Regions from separate parts of the Homo sapiens genome. Here region 2 is linked to region 1. The links are chromatin contacts, found by Hi-C or POLR2A ChIA-PET in ENCODE. All regions are on one chromosome and are shown on one strand. The core of a region is the stretch at or near the end of the contact, and the rest is flanking DNA. Distances in the headings are between cores, read along the strand shown. Region 1 overlaps GARRE1 (granule associated Rac and RHOG effector 1). Region 2 overlaps GARRE1 (granule associated Rac and RHOG effector 1).

Evidence for each region. Hi-C counts contacts between places; a loop is a spot of excess contacts on that map. ChIA-PET counts read pairs that join two places held with the same protein, here RNA polymerase II (POLR2A). Pooled maps may share reads with other maps.
Region 2: a loop to region 1 is called in a map of CD4-positive, alpha-beta T cell, with 5 times the contacts of the local background. The contact joins two enhancer-like sites. A Hi-C loop is called at or near these places in 24 of 168 maps with a recorded cell type or tissue (B cell, CD4-positive, alpha-beta T cell, CD4-positive, alpha-beta memory T cell and 15 more), 12 of 37 single-sample maps with no recorded cell type and 23 of 50 pooled maps. POLR2A ChIA-PET finds 5 or more read pairs at or near these places in 21 of 52 experiments (A673, AG04450, B cell and 16 more).

What each region holds. Positions count from the first base shown.
Region 1 is chr19:34,268,418-34,272,184 of GRCh38, forward strand. The region is part of intron 1 of GARRE1 (granule associated Rac and RHOG effector 1); the gene reads left to right. Among named protein-coding and RNA genes, the nearest start is that of GARRE1, 16 kb to the left of the region's middle. RefSeq lists an enhancer at 1,699-2,399. Within about 2 kb of position 1,719, at least 35 of the 41 ENCODE cell types and tissues checked have a DNase peak (open chromatin) inside an H3K27ac peak, as active enhancers do; they include B cell, CD4-positive, alpha-beta T cell, CD8-positive, alpha-beta T cell and 1 more, where a contact is called at or near this core.
Region 2 is chr19:34,308,599-34,312,365 of GRCh38, forward strand. All of the region lies in intron 2 of GARRE1 (granule associated Rac and RHOG effector 1), which reads left to right. Among named protein-coding and RNA genes, the nearest start is that of GPI, 55 kb to the right of the region's middle. RefSeq lists an enhancer at 1,892-2,391. Within about 2 kb of position 1,758, at least 12 of the 41 ENCODE cell types and tissues checked have a DNase peak (open chromatin) inside an H3K27ac peak, as active enhancers do; they include B cell, CD4-positive, alpha-beta T cell, CD8-positive, alpha-beta T cell and 1 more, where a contact is called at or near this core.

The DNA of each region.
Region 1 (3,767 bases), core at 469-2,968:
TTTTTTTTGGCTCACAGTGTTCCTGTAATAGAATTCCTTCAAGAGTTCTAATACTAGTTTTGTTTTGTTTTGATGGCAGCAGGTTTTGAGAGTGAGCTTTTGACTTCATAAGAAGACTAAAACAACAGTCTTAGAGTACAGTTAAGTCCATTTGTTACCAGAAAATCAGACAGACAGCTAGGTCTGTCCTCATCAGGACCAAGTAATACTGGATTTTTTTTTTTCATTAAATGTTCACTATTTTTCTTTGTATGAAATTGAGGCCAGGTATAGTGACTCACACCTGTAATCCCAGCACTTTGGGAGGTCGAGGTGGGAGGGTTGCTTGAGTCCAGGAGTTTGAGACTGGCCTGGGCAACACAGTGAGACTCCGTCTCTTAAAAGAAGAAAGAAAAAAGAAATTGAATATGTGGTGATTACTACCCGTTTCATTTACTTTTTTACTTATTAACGTAGTGACTGTTTAAAAAAAGTTACGCATTGATCTTCCTGTTCCTTCCCCACCAAAAATAAAAGCAAAAACAACAAGCCACCCCTCAAATGAAACAAAATTAAGCCTGTTCTTTATCTATATTACTACTTAGCACATTTGACCTATTTTTTTAAAACCTCTGTTATTTTGAAAGTAAATTTTGGCTCTGTTGACCTTGCGGTTAGAAAAGTTGTTCTTCTGCTTAAATGAAATGATCAGTTGTTTGTAGATTACCAAATATAAAAGCTCTTCAGAACCGCTAATGATAAGTTGCTTTGGCTTCATAGAGGAACGCCATGGTTTGTGGTGGTAAATTGTTACAGAGCAAATGTCAGTACCAGAGGCGGTCATGGATCACCACGTGGAAGCAGGTTGTTCCCACATGAGATTGGTAGCGAGCCGGTGCTGCATCTGTCTCCTTTCCCACTGCATCCTGGGTGCCTGGAGCCTCACAGGGTTGACCCGTGTTGGGGGTGGGGATGGTTGTAGAAGCCTCTTTATTTTTACTTGTGATAGATTCTGGCACTGATTAGAATGTTTATTCAGTAGTTTTTTTCCTATCCGCCTGAGTTTTCATAGCTCAGTATAGGATAACATGGGCTTCGGATTTTGTCAACCAATCAATTATATAGTAGCTCTTTTGTTTTGTTTTTAAAATTTATTTCTATTTATGTATTTATTTATTTATTTTGAGAGAGGCCCTTGCTGTGTTACCCAGGCTGGAGTGCAGTGGCATGATCATAGCTCACTGCAACCATGAACACCTGGGCCCAAGTGATCCTCCTGCCTTGGCCGTCTGAAGTGTTAGGATTACAGTGTGAGCCACCAGACCTGACCTTTGTTTTGTTTTAGTAGCTACCTCTTGACTAGAAAAATAGTTTAATCTTGGCCTCCTTAAAACCTTTTCATTGATATTTTTTACTCTGCTAGAACAGTTCAGTTTTTGCATGTCTTCAAGTGAACATGCTTTAGTATTAATTCCATGGAAGCCATTTCTGTAGAATAGGCTAGTGTCCAGTTTTGTCCAGTTTTCCTTTTGGAGCAGTGTCTCAGGCACAGAAATAGTCTGGGCTTGGTGGACCCCACCCCAAAGTGTCACTTCTTTTCCTCTGGCCTTGCTCTCCATGCCCGCCTTTCTCTTCTGATGTTTTAATGATACCCTCCCTGCTCGGTGATTTGTGTTCAGGAAGCTAGGCAGTGATTACTTTTGTTTCTGCTTTGTGAACTTCCTCCCCCACTTCCTATTTTTACCGCAGTTGCACAGGAAATGAGGCGGCTCCTGGCTGGCTGCTGCTAAGCAGTGATTTTAGGTGGCAGAGGACAAGGCCTCAGGGCCTGAGCCATTTAAGGCATTTTCCACCTTAATCTTTTCACTACCTTCTTCCTCTAGGAGTCATAGGAACATGATTTTGTGATTGGGTTGAGGTGACATCATGTCCTCAGCCTTGTGGGTGGAGACAGGGGTTGCTGTTTAGTTGGAGGACAGCACTTTTGTGAAGGAAGTGAGGGCTTTTTTCAGCAGTAACAATGTGGGTGGAATGTCGTGGCCCTGTGGCCTCTGCAGCTTGAGGGAAGGTTAAGTTGAAGGGACAGGCCCTGTTGCAGGTAAGGATAGGGAGGTGGATTCTGGTTACTCTCTAGAGGGCCTTGACTGGCAGCTTGAAGTGAGCTGAGGAGCCTAGTCTGCTCTCTCAGATCTTTGAGGGGGGCCTCAGCCTCTATGGCACCCTCCTTCCTCTGAACCCATGGCATTTGTTTTCTAAACGACTTATTTAGCATTTATCAGTCTCTTTTTTGATGATGCCTCTTCTTAGCTTATGGACCCGTTATAGCTTAATTTATGGAGAAAGTTTGTATCATCTCCCCAGAAAGAAGTAACTTGTTATACATTAGTTAACTTGAATATGGAAGGTGCTCAAAGCATTAGTTTATCGGAGATTCTTAAGAGCTGCACTGTTGACATTTTGGGGTAGATAATTCTTTGTAGGGGCTGTCTTGTGCATTATGGGATGTTCAGCAGCACTTCTGGCCTCTACCCACTGGATGCTACCCACTAGCACTTGCCCAGGGTGACAACCAAAACATCTCTAGACATTGCCAGATGTTGGTAGGGCAGAGAAGGACACAAAATTATACTTTTCCCCACTTGTTGAGAACCACTGTGTTAAAGAATTGAATTACTAATTACTAACTTATAAAATGGAATAAAGTAGAATGTTTGGTTCCCTGGGATTAAAGCCATTTGTTAGTTTCTATTTTCATATCTGACATTCTCATAATTCTTAGTTTGCTACTTAGAGTATGCTGTGCTCTATCAGCTTCAGCTAGTGTTCAGGTATACCTTCTGTGCACTTTCTTTTTTTTTTTTTTTTTTTTTTAGATGAAGTCTCACTCTGTTGCCCAGGCTAGAGTGCTGTGGCGTGATCTTGGCTCACTGCAACCTCTGTCTCCCGGGTTCAAGCGATTCTCCTGTCTCAGCCTCCCTAGTAGCTGGGACTACAGGTGTGTGCCACCACACCCAACTAACTTTTTGTATTTTTAGTAGAGACAGGGTTTCACCATGTTGGCCAGGCTGGTCTCGATCTCCTGACCTCGTCATCCACCCGCCTCGGCCTTCCAGAGTGCTGGGATTACAGGTGTGAGCCACCACGCCCGGCCCCTTCTGTGCACTTTCATTGAAAGAACTAGGAGCTGGGCGCGGTGGCTCATGTCTGTAGTACCAGCATTTTGGGAGCCGAGGCAGAAGGATTGCTTGAGCCCAGGAGTTTGAGACCAGCCTGGGCAATGTAGAGAGACCCCATCTCTACAAAAAATCAAAAAATAAAAATTAGCTGAGCTACTTAGGAGGCTGAGGTGGGAGGTTCACTTGAGGGAGGTCAAAGCTGCAGTGAGCTATGATCGTGCCACTGTGCTCTAGCCTGGGGCATGGAGCAAGTCTCAAAAACAAAAACAAAAACAAAAACAAAAAAACTAGGGCCTGAGCCTTTGGCAGGCTGGCTTCTTGTCCTCATAGAAGGCATTCTGTCAGCTTCTGTGCCTTGATATTGCTTGCTCTGGAAGTCAATTTCCTTGGAAGCTGAGTAGTGCAAGGGTAAGGAGGAAATGAGAAACATTTAGGATATAATAATAATAGGTAACATTTATGGAGCAGTTGCTGTAGAAGAGGCACTGTGGTGAACAGGATTGACAGGATTGAAAGGACAGGCTAGACAACAGGACGGGGACCATCTGGAATAACACCTTAAGTTTGGGTTAAAAGTTGGTTGTGCCTTTGACCAAGCAAGGCAGTAAATAT
Region 2 (3,767 bases), core at 508-3,007, 40 kb after region 1:
CATCTGTCTAGCCCATTCTACGTGGGTGGAAGCCACCAAGGCCATTGGGCATCTGTCACTGTGGAGGGACTGGACCCTTTGACTTTGATTTGTCAAGACAAGCATGTGCAACCAACTCATTATTCTGATAAATGCTAATTAAAAGGAGAAAAGTAAGGAAATAAGCAAATTTCCTGCTTTTCCAGTAGAAACTGTTTTTCATGGTAACCAAATAGCCCTAATGGATGAGAGAAAAATCTCCACTTTGCAGACTGTGATCAATTCGGTGACTCAACCAGTGGCCAACAGTGGAGGATGAAACCATTTGTTGGAAGGTTGCTGAGGAACCGCATTTGGGAGAATCAGGCCTTCCGCACCCAAATCTCATTGATCAGCCTTAGTGTCATGGAAATGGAGACAGGTCATCACGTCTCCTGATGTGCTGCAGCAAGAACCGCACAACACATCTAATATTAATAATATTCTACTTCTCCCTCTTTAAAAAAAAAAACAAACCCTGAAATAATCTAATCAAGCTTCTAAAATGAATCCAGTCTACAGGAAATGTGGGGTGTAGTGACGCAAGTTATGCAATACCACGAGAAGGCAACCAGACAAATTCACAATGTGGCATATCCTGTAATAAGTTGACCTGATTTGTTCAACAAGTCAGTAGCATTAAAAGAAATTACACAGAATGTACTGTTCTAGATTAAAAGAGTTAAGCAATATAACAACCAAATAAAATTACCTTTTTGGGGTTGAGGTTCAAACCAAATGTAAAACATAATTTTTAAAAGATAAGTTGGGAAGCTTGAACACATACTGAGTCTTGGTTGATTGGGATTTACTTCAAAAAAAGAAAAAAGATGGGGAAGGATAGATGGTAAAAGCATGGCAAAATGTTAATGGAATTGAAACTTTTAATTTTTTTGTAGAGACAGGATCTTGCTGTGTTGCCCAGGCTGTGAGCCCAGGTCTCAAACTCCTGGGCTCAAGTGATCCTCCCACCTCAGCCTCCCACAACACGGGGATTATAGGCTTGAACCACTGTGCCTGGCCATAGGATTGAAGTGTTTTGATGGGTACATGGGGGCTTGTTATGTTCTGCTTTTGTGTACGTTTGGACCTTTTCCAAGTTTGCAAAAAGTGAGAGAGAAATTCAGGAATGTATTAAAGACGTAATATATCAGAGTACCCAATAAATAACTCCATTTCATGGAGGGCTTTTCGCATGTGAAGTGGTCTTCTAACAGAAAGGGGAGCATTATTGAGTAGTTAGAAAACCCAAGGTGTAGGGATGAAGAGAAAAGCAGGTGTTCTTCAAAAAAAATGAAGAGAGTAAAAGTGAATCAAAGGAGAAAATGGGAACAGAGAAAAGACCGTCTCTGAAAGTGGGAGGCCAGCAGCAGGTGGGAGTCAAGGAAAGAATGAAATGTTGCTAATTTTGGGGACTAGTGATTGAATGGCAATGTTGCTGTCTTTTTAGAGAGTAGGATTTAAAATTTTGAGTTGCTGAAAAGGCTTGCGTGATGTGCTAGAAAAATTAGGTTTGGTGGGCAGATTAGAAGGAAACAAATAGGAGAGTTCATGGAATATAATTTCAGATAGAACTGGCTTTCCTGAATTAATTTTTTGGTTCTAGTCAGCTTAGGAGATCTCACAGGATTGGATAATGGCCTGTTCTGGCAGCCTCCCTCCTCTTTACAAACCAGGAACCTGAGCACCCATAAAACAGCATTTGCCTGAAGTCCTTCTGAGGCCAGCCCATGTATGGGTTATGTGTCCTATGTGTCTGCTGCCTCCCCACTGCCTCGGGCCAGTGCAGTCTAGTGCAGAGGGGCTTGTTGGCAGAGGCCATCCCCCTGTGAGAACAGGCTGTCTTGCCCCTCTGCTAATGGTGAAATGTCCAGAGCCAGGAAATCAGAAATAGCGTGATGTAGAGGCACCCCTGAGCACCCTTGCTCGCACTAGGGCCCCTCCTGAGTAGGCCCAGCCACCTGGCCTGCCTTCCTCTTCTCCCAGCTGAGCCACCCACCCTCCTCGATAAATACACATGAGCTAGCTGCAAGCATTGCACAGATGACAAGGACAATAAAAGCACTCCAGGACTGGTAGGCCAGATAAATAAATAGACTGGCACTAGGTGTGATGAGTGCTGTGATGCAGATGGAAAATAGCCTGAAGTCTGTTGATTCGGCAAAACTTTCAACTGCTCCTCTCCCCGCACCCAGCTCACTGTGCCAGGGCCAGCCCTCATACCAGAACCTCCTACCTAACTGAGAGCGCATCTGAGCAGGGGCAGGGCAGAGAGCCCAGTAGGCCCTGGGGAGAGTGAGGAGATACTGGTAGTTGCCTCTGAATATCCAATCTCTTTTTTCTTTTTTCCTTTCTTCTTTCTTTCTTTACCTTCTTTCTGCCCCCGCCCCCCCGCAAGACAGGGTTTCACTTTGTTGCCCAGGGTGGAGTGCAGTGGAACAATCACAGTTCACTGCAGCCTGAACTCCTGGGCTCAAGCAATCCTCCTGTCTCAGCTTCCCAACTATCTGGGTCTACAGGTGCATGCCACCACACCCAGCTAAACTGTATTTTTTTGTAGAGTTGGGGTTCCATTACATTGCCCAAGCTGCCATTTTTTCTTAGTAACAAACTCTCATTTTGTTTTCCATACTGTACCTGGAATAAGGACTACACCTCTTAGTTCCTTAAAGCTGGGAGTGGTCACTTGAATAAGATCTGGTTCATGACGGTGTAACTAGAAGTACTGCATGAGATTAGTGGGATATCTCCTTAAGGGGAAATTGGTGCTCCCTCCTCCTCCAATTTTCTACCGTCTCCAGTGCGTGCAGAATGACTGATGGCCATTTAACCATTTATAATCGTGAAGTCACCTAGAAATAGGAGCCTCGCATGAGTGTGCCGAGCAGAAAGCTAGGAAGTGGGCTCCTTGTGATGCCCTGGCGTCTCCATTCCAACCCTGGTCCATCTGCTCTGGATTTGTTTTACCTTAGAAAAAAATAAACATAATTTTTTTTTCTTTTCCCCCCTCTGAGATGTAGTTTCGCTCTTGTTGTCCAGGCTGGAGTACAGTGGTGCGATCTCGGCTCACTGCAACCTCTGCCTCCTGGGTTTAGGCGACTCTCCTGCCTCAGCCTCCCAAGTAGGTGGGATTACAGGCGTGTGCCACCACACCCAGCTAATTTTTGCATTTTTAGTAGAGATGGGGTTTCACCATGTTGGTCAGGCTGGTCTCAAACTCCTGACCTCAGGTGATCCCCCTGCCCTGGCCTCCCAAAGTGCTGGGATTACAGGCATGAGCCACCACACCCGGCAACATAGTTCTTATTTAAGCCACTGTATTGGTTTTGGGTTTGATTTTTTTTTAATTAAAAATTATTATTATTATTTTTATTTTTACTGTAGAGATGGAGTCTCACTGTGTTGCCCAGGCTGGTCTCAAACTCCTGGGCTTAAGCGATCCTCCTGTCTGGGCCTCCTAAAGTGCTGGGATTACAGGTGTGAGCCACCATGCCTGGCCTGTTTCTGTTTTTGTTTTTGTTTTGTTATATGTAGATAAACCTGATTCTAATTAAGTGGAAGCAGGAAGACTAGTTAAGGGGCTATTAGAGCAGTCTAAATGAGGGATGATAGTAGTTTGGAATAGAAGGGTAGCAGACGTGACTAGAAGTAGTTATGTGTATTTTTACTGTGGTAAAATATATGTAACATAAATTTTGCCATTTTAACCATTGTTAAGTGTTCAGTAGTATTAAGTACACTTACATTGT